Linked DNA regions of Homo sapiens: region 2 is linked to region 1. The links are chromatin loops, found by intact Hi-C in ENCODE. Cell type or tissue: sigmoid colon. All regions are shown on one strand. Links, peaks and the distances in the headings refer to the core of each region. The heading gives the core; the rest is flanking DNA.

Evidence for each region. Peaks named below come from ENCODE experiments on the same cell type or tissue, not always from the same donor. Only the 100,000 strongest peaks of a DNase experiment are listed, where the experiment ranks them.
Region 2: it touches region 1 in a loop (6-fold over the local background); 1 of 110 quality-filtered maps calls a loop at or near these places.

The regions. Positions count from the first base shown.
Region 1 is chr18:44,495,537-44,500,925 of GRCh38, forward strand. All of the region lies in intron 2 of LINC01478 (long intergenic non-protein coding RNA 1478), which reads right to left. Among named protein-coding and RNA genes, the nearest start is that of LINC01478, 33 kb to the right of the region's middle. In sigmoid colon, for the core only: no CTCF peak of the experiment used is centred there; DNase peaks (open chromatin) are centred at 2,445 and 2,845.
Region 2 is chr18:44,585,120-44,590,508 of GRCh38, forward strand. No RefSeq gene overlaps it. Among named protein-coding and RNA genes, the nearest start is that of LINC01601, 56 kb to the left of the region's middle. In sigmoid colon, for the core only: no CTCF peak of the experiment used is centred there; a DNase peak (open chromatin) is centred at 2,232; H3K27ac peaks cover 204 bases.

The sequences.
Region 1 (5,389 bases), core at 159-5,158:
TTCGTCTTCTCAGCCTTTTTTAAAAATCCTTCATACTTTCCATGTTGCTTTCAACCACTGGACTTTCTCACATAAGTGATCCTCTCCCTCGAGTTTTCTTATCTCTCTTGACCTAGTCCAGTTCTACCCATCTGAAAACACAGCTGACTCTTAATTCATAGGTTAAATGCCCTTCCTCCTTCAGAATGGCTGGAAATTTAATACGGATTGTAAAAGTATGTGATTAACATCTCTTTATCTACTAGCCCATAAAGCTCTGAGGGAATGAAGACTACCCTTGATTTTACTTTCCCTTATCTCTTTAGTACCTAGTACAACTGTGGCACCTTTTAGGTATTCACTCAACATTGTTGAATCAGTGTGTGAATGAAATAATAAGTAAAAAAAAACATGAAAACCCAGAAAATTGAAGACGGGCAGCAGAATCATTAAGGACTTTTTTTTTGAGACGCGGTCGTGCTCTATTGCCCAAGCTGGAGTGCAGTGGCGTGATCTCAGCTCACTACAACCTCTGCCTTCCAGGCTCAAGCAATTCTCATGCATCAGGCTCCTGAGTAGCTGGGACTACAGACTCACACCACCAGGCCCGGCTAATTTTTGTATTATTAGTAGAAACGGGATTTTGCCATTTTGGCCAGGCTGGTATCAGACTCCTGACCTCAAGTGATCCACCCACCACCTTGGCCTCCCAAAGTGCTGGGATTATAGGCATGAGCCACCGAGCTTGGCCATTAATCACCTATAACTGAAAAACACGCTCACCTCTCCCGGAGGCTTTTGCTTCAAAGCTTGGATGGAGTGTAAAGAAATGGCATTTTTATCACTGAAGTAAGGTAATGCTGATTATTGATAAAAGCCAAGAGGTAATTTAAAATATATTAAAATATATTCAGATATCAAATGAATGTATTATTTCATTACATATTGCCTCTAAAATACAATGGTCTCTAGAATCATGGAATTATAGAATGTTAGAAGTTGAAGAGACTTAGAGGTTTTTTAAACCAGTTGACTTATTTTACAGAAGAAGCAGCTGAGCAAGTTTCTAGTTTAGAGATGACATTGAGAACACTTCTTCTGATTTCTAGTCTAGTGATGCTGCTTATTCCTTTTCATTTTAACTTATAAGTCCTATTTTTATCCTCTTTTAATATATTCATAACTGTCTTTTTTCCAATAGGTATTTATTGGACACCTATGTTAACCAAAACTGACCTCATCACAATTTACATACCTTATCATCGGGCACATATGGAAAGCAAAATAATTATTCTTTTGTATGCTCATTTGTTTAAATCCTTAAATATTGAAGTTGTAAATATTTTAATATGTATTTTCTCTTTTTATAGCATTGACAAAATATTGACTAATAGATTTATTTCTTTACATTGTTTTAGAATCATGGCTCCCAAAGGTGGCAGATCATGTCACCAGTTCCCAGATGTATCACTCCGATATTCTGAATTTTAAATGCAGATTTTGGGTATCCCCTGAGAATTCATATTTTTAAAAAATGCAAGCAATCCAAAAGCACAGCCAGGTTAGAAAATCACTGTCTTAGAGGATTACCAAATTTTGATAAACTTAAAAGCTAATCTTATGAAACATACCTAGCCCAATCTAAAATAGTGATAATAATACTTGATGGTAATATCATGTAATAGAATAAATGAATTACCTAAGGCTTTTTATTGAAGCACCCAATTATTTGCACATGCAAAATGTAGTAGAAGCTGGATTGGTTGAACTGATAAAATAATTTAGAATGTGAAATGTCTAAGTCCTATATTATTCAGATTTAGAGAGCACCCCTCCTGACATTTCTTTCCGCTGCTTCACAAATGCCATCATCTTTATGACTGTAGCCTTTTTACTTTTCCTTACTGCTATTGCCTTCCTGCAGACTTTATAGCAGCTTTGACAGTCCCCCTCTTGATTCATTTAACTCCCCCTCCTTCTCTCTGCTGTCTTTTTCCTCCATCTATTTTAAGTTACAAGGAAAGACAAGAAAATCACAGCCTAAAGGCTTTCAGAATTTAACGTTTTCACTCTATGGAATATATGAATCACCCACTTGCACATTCTGGGGTTTAGTTATTTGCTTCTTTTTCCGAAAGAAATTGTTTTTACAGATAGCAAAAACATGTATTTAGATATTGACTCTTTTTTGACACTCTCTCCCCTCTGAAATATCCCTTGCTCTCTGGTCATACTCAAACATGTTCACAATATGTGACCAGCAAAATAAAACAGAACATGACTAATATGGCACAAAATCTTCAGTGGACAGCATCTTTAAACTACGTAGTTATATGAATCTGGCCTTAGTTAGTAGAACCAATACAAGCCACTCACTAACAGTAGTTCAAGATTTCATTCCAGGCTAAGCTCTGGGAAGGAGGAACACTGGCATGGTTTAAGGCCAGTTGTACTTTTCCATCTAGGTGCCAGCCAGGCCCCAGAGTTTATGATATCATGAAGGTTAAAAACTCTTGTGTTATTAGGTATCGTTTCTTCTATGGAACCTGCTTTTTGGTCATCTTTCTGAAAATCTGTTTCTCAGAAATATATTGAGGGTTAATATGAATCTAGCCTGAGATGCGTTCCACTAGTGAGGAGTCCTGACACTTGCAATCTAACCAGACCAGGAAGAGAACTGATGAAAAAATGGCAGGTAATGGAGATCTAAACCAGCTGCTGATACTTTGAGAAGAAACACATGCCTGGATGAGCTTTCCTCTGTTTTGTGTTTGCTGCTGCTTCTCATTGTCAGAATATTAAATCATCAAGGTTCAGGGAAGGGAACCAGGATGGCTGTATTTAGTCATTGCTACTGAGCCCTCAGACACAGCCCAGCCCAGTTGTGAGGTCTGGTACCAAAGCTGTATAGACATAAGCCATGGATGTGTTCCCTATTCCTCTTCAACATTTTCTCTCTTAAATCTGCTTCTTGCCATGCTATGTGACTGGATAAAATTGAGAGTTAGGGACTTGAGATCCTAGGTCCTGACTTTCTCACTGTCTCTTCTCTCATTGAAATACAACAAAGAATAATCTTTACCAGAGAGAAAACGGTGAGTGTCAATGGCCATTGAACAGTGTATGTCATAAATCTAAAAATGAACAAGATTCAGAGTTGCAGGTCAGCACAGCCAAGAACTGACGGAAATAATAAAACAGAACAAAACAATGAGTGAAGTTTTTAAGTAGCAGAAGATCCAGATAGACACAGGGAGCATCAGACAGAAATCTGAGAATTAACATAATCATAATATACACACATACAAACACAAACAGAGCCAAGCCAGGGCCAAAAACAATTTCCAAAATAATTCTGTCCATGAAGGCCTCAGATTTTGGAATCCCTAGGCATTCAAACCTCCACTGGTGGTGGTAAATTCTACACCAGGGTACTGTAGTTTTGTTTTTTTTTTTTTTTTTTTTGAGACGGAGTCTCGCTCTGTCGTCCAGGCTGGAGTGCAGTGGCGGGATCTCGGCTCACTGCAAGCTCCGCCTCCCGGGTTCACGCCATTCTCCTGCCTCAGCCTCCCAAGTAGCTGGGACTACAGGCGCCCGCCACTACGCCCGGCTAATTTCTTGTATTTTTAGTAGAGACGGGGTTTCACCATTTTAGCCAGGATGGTCTCAATCTCCTGACCTCGTGATCCGCCCGCCTCGGCCTCCCAAAGTGCTGGGATTACAGGCGTGAGCCACCGCGCCCGGCCCGGGTACTGTAGTTTTAAATAGACTTTAGTCTATTTCAATTTGCCTATGTCCTACATAGCTATAGTAGGACATAGACATACTAAAACATAGACACATGATTCGTCTTTTGAGAAACAAAAGAATCTGGCTGTCTAGAAAGCATGCCAGATCTAGGTAGGGTCACATACCTCCATGGAATCTGAAGCTCAAAAGGGTGTCTCTGTTTTCAGAGCATTAACCTAGATTTAAAACAGAAGTGGGAATAATGCAGACAGGATGTGCATCTGAGATCATGAGCTTCTTTTCATTGGCTTGTCCTCTCCACTATTACTACTATTGATACCACTACTGGCAGTACTACTCCTCTGAATGTCACTAAAATAACCCAGATGCTGTCAGGGTAACTGTTTTCATGACTAAGATCCACTACTTTAGATATAGACCTTATTGACCCACCCAAGCTCCATTTTATTGTTGTGCACTGACACCCACATCTCTACATTTATCAGTCTTCCCACTTCACTCATAAAGTGGTCTTCTCCAAGAACTGGAATTCTGATCTATCATAAGGTTAAACTTCTCAATTAAGGTCCTCTGTATAGACATCTTCACTGCAAACAAGAGGTAGAATTTCAAAATTGCAGAAACCAAATAGAAAGTCAAGACTGGAGAAAGAAACATCCTTTAAAGTCATTTCAGTCAGACCCAGTCCACTGCTGGACTCTCTCTTAAACATTGTTTATTTTTCACCTGACATTCTCTTTTATAGAAGTCATTTAAGTAACCAAAGATAGTCTTTTCTTATTCTGACTGAACAGTTATATTTTCTACCATTCACGTTGCTAGTGGTAGCAATGTACTTTAAAATGACGCCATTAAGAACTGGACTTAATTATTTAGATATGGTTGGAGTAGCACAGACCCAAGCAAAACTGCACCTCCTTTGTTTTAGATTATAAGTCTAATTCAATGATTAGTTACTTGGATGATAGAATAGGAAGGGGAGAATAAGAATAGGGAGTTGAAATGACAATGATAATTTAGATCATCTGAGCTTAAAATTTAGATATTCTGAGTTCAGCATTATGCTTAGTATCTATATAGTATTTAGGAATTCCAAGACAGTCTTATATTTACTATAAGAGTTGACCTACACACCAAGCCATTATGATAGATACGACAAGGTGATAGTTCACACTTGATTTTCTTATGAAACAAAGTATTTCCATGTAATTGCTTAAAGCTGAAGCTACTCTTATCCCATCTTCCTGGAGCCTAAACCACTAACATAGGTGTATTTCCTTCAAAGACGTCACTCCCACACATCTATCCTTCGCTCCAGTTATTAAACAACGAGATACAGAATTTGGCAACAAAAAAACACAAGGCACATTTTGACACTTGGGTATCTGAAAAGACAAAATTAACAATGCATTAATGCCATGTAAATCTCACCCCTCTCCTCTTTCGTTTCAAAATATCATTTTTATTTGGATCACAATTCACTTAAAAATAAGGTCCTTCCTGTCTTTAACATAATGGAATCAGCTTGCTTCCTTATCCTCTTTCTCTTTCCCTTGTACCCTTGGTCAGTGTATATGTATATGTGTCCCTGTGAATGAAGGAGAAGGGACAGATTTCCCACTTCCACCTCTAGGATTCTGGCTTTGAGATTAAGACGCCT
Region 2 (5,389 bases), core at 109-5,108, 90 kb after region 1:
TAGTCTGTCCCATATTGTTAAGTAATAGATGTATGTGCATACCTGTTTTTCATATAAACCACAAACTTCACCTTGATTATTCCCTACTGTGTATCAGAGTGGAGGGAGTATAACACTGTGTGCTTCTCTCCCAGTCCCACCTTGGAGCAAATATATTTATTAATATTCCACATGAAATTTAGTTAAATTACTATCAGAAGGTTGTCAAACGAAAGATTACCTCATGGCCAGGCACAGTGGCTCACACCTGTGATCCCAACACTTTGGGAGACAAAGGTGGGTGAATCACGAGGTCAGGAGTTAGAGACCAGCCTGGCCAACATGGTGAAACCCTGTCTCTACTAAAAATACAAAACATTAGCCGGGCGTAGTGGCAGGCACCTGTAATCCCAGCTACTAGGGAGGCTGAGGGAGGAGAATCGCTTGAACCTGGGAGGCAGAGGTTGCAGTGAGCTGAGATCGTGCCACTGCACTCCAGCCTGGGTGACAGAGTGAGACTCCATCTCAAAAAAAAAAAAAAAGATTATCTCATTAAAATATAGGATAAAAAAATGTACAGCCTAAGAATTAAATATGTGTGTGATGGGCGAGAAAACCAAGTGCCCCAAAGGCTATGCGTAGATATTTCTCATTCATCATTGGCCTCCTCATCCTCCCCTATCTGTAACTTCCTTGAATCAAGAAGAAAACAAAGAGTTTTGAAGGTCCACTAAATTGTAGAGCCAAGGATGAGGACCTCAGCTTGACATATCTTGCACTTCTGTTGTCTGTGAAGTTCAAGACTGTATCAACTTTAAGTTCCTTCTCATATATAGCCCCTGAGTATCCAGCCCAAGGATGCTAAATATGCATTCATTTCTGGGTTGATGGGATTTTTTCAATTCCCCTCAAAGGATTGAATCACTTCCATGGGCATATCAAGTTGAAACAGAAAGTTGGTGACTGCCCTGAATTACTAAAAAGAACTGATAGTAGATAATACTTATTTTGTACTCACAGTGTGCCAGGTATTGCTCTAAGCATTTTGCATGTCTTAATTTAATATAGCATGGTGGTTAGTGTGGGGACCTGGGTCAGACTGCCAGAACTTGAATCCTTGCTCTTTAATTATGGCCTATGTGACCTTGGGCAGTCAACCTCTCTGTGCCGTAGTTTTTTTCATTTGTAAAGTGAGGTGGTTGGTCACAGTGGTTCATGCTTGTAAATCCCAGCACTGTGGAAGGCTGACATAGGAGGACTGCTTGAAGCTAGGAGTTTGATACCAGCCTGGGCAGTACAGCAAGACCCCATCTCTTAAAAAAATTAAGTCAAAATGAAGTAATTATCATGATAGTACCTACTACACAGGGTTGTTGTGAGACTTAAAGGAAGTAACATATTCACAGATCTTAAAACAGTGTAGAGCCAGGCATGGTGGCCCATGCCTATAATCAGAGCTACTCAGGAGGCTGAGGTGGGAGGATCACTTGAGGCCAGGAGTTTGAGCCCAGCCTGGGCAATATAGCAAGACTCTCTCTCTAAGACAACATGAAAAGTCAGTCCAGCACAGTGTCCAAGCTCTGCATGTGCTGCCTGGTTTTCTTTTAGGGAGCCAGTCAGAATATATACTTGGGACCTATAGAACATTGCAGATGGGAGACACTAAAACAAATATCTTCACTCTTAGTGTCATGTCAGGGGAGGCCTATGAGAAATCAGTCATTGTCTTCCAGAGGGATGAGGAAATTTGTTCCTGACAGAGGTTCCTGCCATCTAGCTGTGTTGCCGCTGCTGTTTTGCATTAGAGAGATTTTTCCCCACCCAAGAGATAACCACAATATACTTTGCACTTCAGGGCCTTTCATCCCAGACATTTATGGGATGTGATAACAACTCTCCTAGCATTTGTTTCCCACCAAAGTAGGACAGGCCATCAATGGATTGAGCTTTATGGGAATAGGAATGTTCCAATGCAGTTGAATGAGACAAGAACCAGGTCTAATATAATTCTTCAGAGGAAGAGAGGATGCGCATTTGGCCTGCAGTAATTGGTTTTAGAGCATAAACAATTGCCAAGATGAAAAAGATGAACAGTTTGGCAAATCTCAGCTCTGGAATCCTGTGCAGAGATACTCCCAGGTTGCTGTGTCATCCAGTGCCATAGCCACAGCCTGTCAGCGTTTCACTCCCCAGAACATCTAGAGGAGGTAAATCAGAAGTGAGCAGCCTGGTGCTTGGACAGGTGGGTTGAAGATTTGGCTCAGTCAAATGTGAGGATGGCAGCCCTCCAAAGGCTGGCCTGGAGTAGGAAAGAGGAAGAGAAAGCCATCTCCCCTCCTTTCAAAGGGCCTGGCTTGGAAGCTTGCTTCTTTTTCTGCAGTGGCTGCCAGGAAGGCGTGTGAAGAGTTCTCTAAATGGTGAATGGTAGTCCTATTTGCCAACTATGGGCAATTTGCAGTAGAAAAGAACAGAAAATAGTTGTTTGACATAATATTTGTATTGGTAGTTTAACTATAATTGTAGAAATATTAGAATATATAGAAAAAAATCCATATTATTGGCTCATAACTTCACTGTTTCAAATACCATTCCTTGTTAACTTTCCCCAAAATCATATTTCTACATATTTCACACATGAATATAGTGTGATTTATTTAACCTCTCCTCTTCCCGTGCTTAATTAGGTTGTCTCTAATTTCTGAAAATCACAAAAGGCAGAGATAAATATACTTGACCGTACATTTTTATTGTCATTTCTACCAATTTACTTTGCAGAGATTCCTGGTAGAAAAATTTCTGAGTCAAACGGTATAAGCAAATTGTGATATAAATTATATGTGTGTGTGTGTGTATATATATATATGGAAATATATATGTGTGTGCATATATAACCATATTTGCTTTTCAGGAAGGGATTGTATACTTTCATAACCATACATGAAAGAGTCTAGCTCATCCAAGCCTCCTAGCCTTAAAGACAGATAATAGACAGATGATAGATAGATAGATAGATAGATAGATAGATAGATAATTTGCCTTCATATATAAAAAAATACTGAATTAAATTAAGAAGCAGCTGAAAATTCACCCACATGGAACAATATCATACATTGTAAAATGTCCTGAAGGTTTAAACGGGGTAGGAAATAAATAAAATTGAAAGGCTTCAAGAAGCAGCTAGTCTTAAGTTGAACATAAATGTGTGGTAAGTATTTAATCAGGTAGATTTAAAATAAAAACCTATGTATACCTGGGGAAAGGGGAAAGACTGAACAAAGAGAAGAAGCCAGAATAAGCAAGAAATATTTGGTGGATGGTTTTACCAATGAATGTTTATTTCCACATCTGTTCATTCAAATAATATTTACTTGGTATGTATTAGCTACCTGGCAGTGTGCTAGGTGCTGAAACTCCAAGGATGAATAACAAACACAGCTTTGGTCTCCTAATGAAATAGTCTCCTAACTGGCATCCCTGCCTGCAAGCTCAATCTACCACTATCCATCACTAGTACTGCCATCAAAGCATCTTCCAAACTATAAACCTGTTTACATTACACCCAGGTTTTAATCCCCAGATCATTTTTACAGGATTGGGAAACTTCAGCGGCTTAGCAATGCTTTGGGATAAAATCCAAAGACCTTAATGGGGTTTTCGTGGCTTTTCTCCATCTGGAGGCTTCCTACCTCCTCACATCTAGCCTCTCTTCCTCTCTTCCCAAAAATAATAAGGTTCTTTCAGTTCCTTGAACTGGTCAAATGTGAACTCTTCACACAATGTCTAGACTCCTGGAATTCACAAATGCTGTTTCCTCTTATGAAACATCTCCCCCTCTGAGCCCATGTTCCTGCTTCACCATTTTTCACCTAGCTAACTCCTGTTCATCTTCTAGCAGTCAGATTTGGGAAGGCTTCCCTTGGCCGTGAGTCTGGGTTAAGTTTTCTTGCTACTTATGCTCAAAGCACTTCTTATTTCTCCTAGCATAACTCTCATCACATTTTATTTGCATAGCTTCTTTTATCATAGCACCCTCAAGACTGTAGTCTCTATAAATACAAAAACTGTGTCCTTCATGTTCACCTCCAAGTTCCTAACATTGCGCCTTACACACAGTATTTTCTCAATAATTATTTATTGAAATATTTTGAAATAAAGTTAGTTGTAGGGGACTGACCTGCAACTAACCACCTATTCTATCAACTCAGAGGCCAGATGTTCACAACACTGAATTACGGAGTCAAACATAACCAGCAAAGGTTCTGAACAGAACAGAACCCAGGCTCAGGAACTAAAGCATAGCATGCCAATATAATATCAACTTAGAGCAGTTCAGTTATCTCTCTTCTCTAATGCCTCTCTCCCAAGGCCATGGTAACGAGCTAATAAAACCAAATATGTAGGGCCCTGAATAAGGCATCCATTAAACTCTCACATTTACTAAGTATTCATTCCTTTCCCTTCTCTCAGCTCTTCATCTTACTCCCAAAGAAACTTGGACAAGTCACTTCTTCCGGGGCTTTCATGTTTTTTGCTGTAAAAGTAAAGGATTGGAAAAAACAGTTATTGCCTAAACTGGTCAAACTCAGCATCATTAAGACAGCTTTGGCTGAAAACTTCCAAGGGTGGACCTGGAAGCCAGTTTCTTTATAAAGTTCCCCCAGGTGATCCTGCGGCAGCCAGTCCAACTTAGAACTGCCATCCAGTGTGTTGGAAACACTAGCCTTTTCCAGCTCTAACAGGCAATGGTTTCATTTTTCTCTCTGCTTCTCACATGGAAAGTGTTTATTCAATAAATCAGAATATGACTCACTTGGCTGGCATTTTTTGTTCCACCAGATGAAAACTATGCCATAATTAGCAGTGAAGGTCTACTCTATGTGTATGTGTATGTGCATGTGGGTATATGTGAGAGTGTGTGTGTGTGTTTGTGTGTGTGTGTCTGTGTGTGTGTTGGTGGACTGGGGTGGAGAAGCGTAAAAAAAGTCGTGCATCCCTCAATCACTTCCATTCCTGACTGGCAGAAGTAGACTTACCAATAATGACATTACAGCACAGTGAAGCAGTGAGCTGCTTCCAGAAGGCTGCCCTTAAATAGAGACAAAGTGAAGATGTCCTTTATTCTTCTGCTGTTATTACATCAACATCAATCACATTTGCATGTTGGCCAATGGCCACTGTCCTTTTAAGTAAACACCAGAATACTGGTCATTGTGGGCTCTAAGAATGGGTTGGTAGAAACAAAATCAAGACCAGTCCAGAGCTTTGCCATTAGTTTAACAGGCAGTATGACTAGAACCAAAGCCCATTAAAAAAACACTAATTCGATGTCCACTTGATATAACAATAGAAAATACAAAAGCTGAATGGATCATGCAAGAGATTCAAAGCCCATGGAAAAATTTGAACTCAA